Regions from separate parts of the Homo sapiens genome. Here region 1 is linked to region 2. A link is a loop called in an ENCODE intact Hi-C map of the cell type or tissue named here. Cell type or tissue: B cell. All regions are shown on one strand.

Region 1 (2,500 bases), 740 kb before region 2:
TGCCTGGCTTGGAAATTTGAATTTTATTTTTTATTTGGTAGGCAGTGAGGAACCACTAAAAGCTTTTCAGTGAGAATGACAAGGTAGAAACAGTGCTTTAGGGTGATTAACGTGACGGGGTGCACTGGGGACTAAGTAGGCTAGAGGCTGCAAAGGTAGGTAGGAGGCTGTGTCAACAATCTAGGCATGAGATTATGAAGGTTTAATCTAGGGAGGTGGCAATAGTGATGAAAAGGAAGTGACGAATATAATAAGATTGCAAGAGGCAATGTTGTGTGGTACAAAGTACATTGGATGGGGTTTCCAATATCCCTGAGTTCTAGTCTTTTTTTTTTTTTTTTTGAGACAGAGTCTCACTCTATCGCCCAGGCTGGAGTGCAGTGGCGTGACCTCCGCTCACTGCAACCTCCACATTCCGGGTTCAAGCAATTCTCCTGCCTCTGCCTCCTAAGTAGCTGGGACTACAGGCCCCCACCACCACGCCCGGCTAATTTTTGTATTTTTAGTAGAGACGGGGTTTTGCCATGTTGGCCAGGCTGGTCTCGAACTCCTGACGTCAGATGATCTGCCCGCCTCGGCCTCCCAAAGTGTTGGGATTACAGGCGTAAGCCACTGCGCCTGGCCCCTGGGTTCTAGTCTTGACTTCCATTCACAGGCTGTATTGCCTTGCCTCCCACAGACTCAATTTTTTCTTTTGAAAAAGGCGAAGCTGGCTGGGCGTGGTGGCTCACGCCTTTAATCCCAGCACTTTGAGAGGCCGAGGTATGCGGATCACCTGAGGTCAGGAGTTTAAGACCAGCCTGGCCAACATGGCACACCCCCATCTCTACTAAAAACACAAAAATTAGCCGGGCCTGGTGGCACGCGCCTGTAGTCCCAGCTACTCAGGAGGCTGAGGCAGAAGAATTGCTTGAACCCGGGAGGCAGAGGTTGCAGTGAGTCGAGATCGCGCCATTGCACTCCAGCCTGGACAACGAGAGTAAAATTCCGTCTCAGAAAAAAAAAAAAAAAAAGAAAGAAAAAGAAAAGAAAAAGAAAAAGGCGAAGCTGGAGAAATAAGTACCTTTAAGGTTTCCTACAGCTGGAATATGCTTAACGACTGTACTGCATGGGGCTTTATGTAGGACTAACTGACCAGACTTGGTAAAGGATTAACTAACTAGGAAAATGGAGGTGCCATGAATAGGATAGTGGAGTCAAAGAGGGAAGCTAGTAGTATGGGGAAAGATGATGTGCAGACATGCTGGGTGTGAGGTGTTAGTGGAACACCTAGCTGACTGTACAAAGGGTGGGATAGCAGCTCTGAAGCAGGCAAGGGTGGGAGAGATTTCGGATTTGGCAACCAAAAGCCTGAAAGCAACACTAGAAGCTATGCAGACAGATGAGTTTATCGAAAGAGGAAATGAGTATATGAGAGCAAAGAGCGAAGAACCATGGGAAGTGAGAAAAGCTGGTGGGGGGAAGACAAGGAAGGAACAACTGCCTGTGAGCCTTGAACAAGCTACTTCCATTTTCTGGCTCTTTAGTCTCCTCATTTGTAAAATGAGGGGGCTGGAGTAAGTAAGCTCTATAAGGCTCTCAGCTGTGACATCTATGCATAATCACAGAAGATCGAAGTGTACAGAACACCATGGAAACTGAAGAGAGATTCTGAAAGGAGGCTTTAAGAGGTCACTTGCATCCAATGCTGCAGAAGTGTCAGAGACTGAGGACTTAAATGAAGCCACTGATTAGCAATTTAAAGATCCTCTCCAAGGTAAGGACCCCTCCCTCTCAAGCCACTACTTTTCTATGACCTTTCTCCTACCATCTCTAAATGTGAACATTCTGTAAAATTCCGTTCTCTGGCTGGGCGCCGTGGCTCACGCCTGTAATCCTAGCAGTTTGGGAGGCCGAGGCGAGCGGAGCACCTGAGGTCGGGAGTTTAAGATCAGCCTGACCAACATGGAGAAACCCCATCTCCACTAAAAATACAAAATTAGCCGGGCGTGGTGGCGCATGCCTGCAATTCCAGCTACTTGGGAGGCTGAGGCAGGAGAACCACTTGAACCGGGGAGGTGGAGGTTGCTGTGAGCTGAGATCGTACCATTGCACTCCAGCCTGGGCAACAAGAGCAAAACTCTGTCTCAAAAAAAAAAAAATTTCGTTCTCTGCCCTCCAGGGAGACTTAGCCACACTCCCATAGCAACTGTTATCTCTACAAGGTAGATCAGAAATCTCTGGTTCATACCTTCCTTTCGCACCTCAATTCACATTTCCAACTGTCTATTGGACATTTCCACCAGTCACTGAAATTTAGCTTGCAGTAAAATTAATAATACTAATGATAATAGCATTATTTAAATTTAAATAGTATTAAATTAAATAGTATTATTTAAATTATTAAATTTAGCTTGCAGTAAAATTAATAATACTAATGATAATAGCTAACACTCAGTACTTAATTTTGGGTCCTGTACTAAGCATATCACATATGTTATCTCCTTTACATCCTATAACA
Region 2 (2,500 bases):
ATCCCTTGCAAACAAAAGGGAGGGGGCAGAATACCAAGCCGGTCGCGGCTGTTCTCAGAGGTGGACAGGTTGGGTGGAGAAATGGGTGTCGGGGGAGGGGAAGATTTAGAAAATTCCTCTAGGGCAAGGGATTAGGGAGCTGCTTGGGGGCGCAGCAGCCAGCAGGAAGGGGGCTGAGGCAGGACAGAGGCCCTGGGGTGAGAAGGGGGCACAGCTCGCTGTGGGGGAGAGGTGATGGCTAAGAGGTGAAGGCCAGACTGGGCCCAGTGTAGGGTGAGGGGGCGCTGAGCCCCGCGCGGCGCTCCGAGGGGCCCTGAGGAGGGTCTCAGAAGGAGCCTGGGGGCACGCAACGAAGGCATTCGAGGGAGAGGGCAGAATTGGGGCACGCAGTGTTGGAAAAGAGGCTGAGAACAGAGCCGTAGAGAGGTTAGGGGGGACTGCGAGGGGGCCTGACCCCCGTCCGCCCCACCTCACCTGGCGCCGGGTCGGAGTCCAGATCTAGTGCTGAGAAAGCGCCAGCTCCGGCCAGTCCCTCCGTCCCGCGCGGGAGACCACGGACACAAAGCGGGGCGCGCGGGAGGAGGGGAGGAGAGAGGAGGGGGAAGGAGGGAGGAGGAGGAGACGCCTGAGGCGCGCGATGGGGGGAAGGAGGGGCGCCTGCCGCCCTCCTCCTGGGTCAGGGGGCGGGGCATGCGGCTGGAGGCCGCCCTCAGCCGGCCAATGGCCACTCCACTGGCCCGCAGGCTAGGGCGCGCCTTCCCGCGGCTCACCTCGGCACCTGGGCCTCGGTTGGCCCCAGCCAATCAAACGCCTTTATTTGCATGACCAGCCCCGCCCATTCGCCCCAGCCAAGGACTGCTCACTGAGAATACAAAGAAGGCCCCCCGGAGGGGAGGGAGTCGACTCCAGTTGGCCTATCCCAAGGGCATAGTATCACCTTTTCAGCGCGTTTATGGGTCTTTCACGGTCATCTTGATGAGGGGAGGGGAGTGGGGGTCACAGAGGTTTGGCCCAAGATCTCTTAAGAGGTCGGATCTCTTCTACCTGAGGTCCTTCTAACCAAGAGCTGCTCTCCTCTTCCAGGGCACACAGTTCCCAGTCTTCTCCTGTGGGCCCTCCGCCCCCTCCCCTTTTTCCAGTCGCCCTAATCTTTGGATGCTGCTTCCAGTAGGCTGCTGCCCACTACTGGCCTTCTCCTGCACTGCAGCCCACATCAGCAGGCTCTGAGCACAGCCTTAATTGATGCTTTCAAGCCGCCCAAACCAACCCCTACCCAGCAGGAAAAGGAGAGAGGAAGAGGTTACTGCTCTAGGTAGAAGGGACCTGGTCAAGTGGCTTTGTTACCTAGGATGGCAAAAAGCCAACACATAATATAAGTCTAACTCCCCCACATCATCTCTTCCCACCTTCCCTTCTCCTACCTTCAGGTCTGTACTGGGCCACAATGGTGACTGACTGGCCGGCCCGTTTCAGAGCAGCTGCAGCCTGCTCATGAGTTGCATTCCTCAGATTCACTCCATTCACCTGTCCAAAGAGAGAAGCTGTGAGCCACCCCAAAAGCAAGAAAGAGGGTCCTCTGCATTAGCAGTTAGGAGAGGGAGATGGGTACCCCACCCCTAAGCCTGTTTAGATGCCTTTCCCAATATTCCAACCTTGCCCCTAAAACAAGGCCTAAAGGATACGACATCTCTAGTGTAACAATTATCTTCATAAAGGTCAAATGCCAATCAGGGTTAAGATCCAATAGGCATTCATTTCCTCTTCAAAGATAAGTCTAGTCCCGGTCCCTGTCACTAAGGATGTCTATAAAAACAAGAGAAGTTTTCTCCAGTCCTTAGCCCTCCCTTCATCTCAAGAAGCATTCCTCGGAGGAAGTAAGGTCTCTCGCTCTCCATTTTAGACTGGCACAGTTCCCATCCTCCCACCTCTCCTTTGTCTCCTCACCGATAAGATCCGGTCTCCCCTGCGCAGCTCCCCACTCAGGTCAGCTGGGCCTCCTGCCAGGATGAAGGAGACAAAAATGCCTTCTCCATCCTCTCCTCCTACGATGTTGAAGCCCAGGCCTGTGGAGCCTTTGTGCAGGATGATCTTGCGAGGCTCTCTGGTGGGAAAGGAGTGGAGGAGTCAGGACTAGGTAGATATGGACTGTTGTCCTTTGAGGGCCAGCCTGGAACAAGGTCCATACTTGCTGTAGGGAGTAAGGACGTGGTTCCCTATGTATGATACCCTGAGCCTCCCTTTGTCTCCTGAAACCTGCTTGGCTGCTGTTCTGTCAGGTGCCAAGTTTCAGTTCCTCTTCCCTCCCTTCTTCCCGAGGGCTTGCAGTCAACTTCCCAGTGGACAGTCCCCTACTCTCTCGGGTGAACAAATCCCTACCCTGAACTCCAGAGACCAAATCTCAGGCCCACTCACTGGTCCTCTTCCTTCCCAGATTCTCCTATCCTACCAACCCGTGTGATGGACCCTGGACCACAAGAAGAGGAAGCAGTTAGGGGCAGTG

The links. A loop is a pair of places that touch in the nucleus more often than their neighbours do. Peaks named below come from ENCODE experiments on the same cell type or tissue, not always from the same donor. Only the 100,000 strongest peaks of a DNase experiment are listed, where the experiment ranks them.
Region 1: a loop joins it to region 2, with 15 times the contacts of the local background. A loop is called at or near these places in 3 of 110 quality-filtered maps.

The regions. Positions count from the first base shown.
Region 1 is chrX:71,197,165-71,199,664 of GRCh38, reverse strand. It overlaps LOC107985688 (a long non-coding RNA gene), which reads left to right and starts at 1,472. Exons shown (of 2, transcript XR_001755878.2): 1 at 1,472-1,756. RefSeq lists an enhancer at 1,150-1,329. In B cell, no CTCF peak of the experiment used is centred here; a DNase peak (open chromatin) is centred at 1,434; H3K4me3 peaks cover 1,433 bases; H3K27ac peaks cover 1,315 bases.
Region 2 is chrX:70,453,238-70,455,737 of GRCh38, reverse strand. It overlaps DLG3 (discs large MAGUK scaffold protein 3), which reads right to left. Exons shown (of 19, transcript NM_021120.4): 8 at 1,945-2,101; 9 at 1,422-1,524. It overlaps DLG3-AS1 (DLG3 antisense RNA 1), which reads left to right. Exons shown (of 2, transcript NR_109801.1): 2 at 2,432-2,500. Among named protein-coding and RNA genes, the nearest start is that of DLG3-AS1, 1.5 kb to the left of the region's middle. RefSeq lists silencers at 567-796, 534-960. In B cell, a CTCF peak has its summit at 1,177 (motif pointing left); DNase peaks (open chromatin) are centred at 787, 1,167 and 2,377; H3K4me3 peaks cover 1,151 bases; H3K27ac peaks cover 1,019 bases.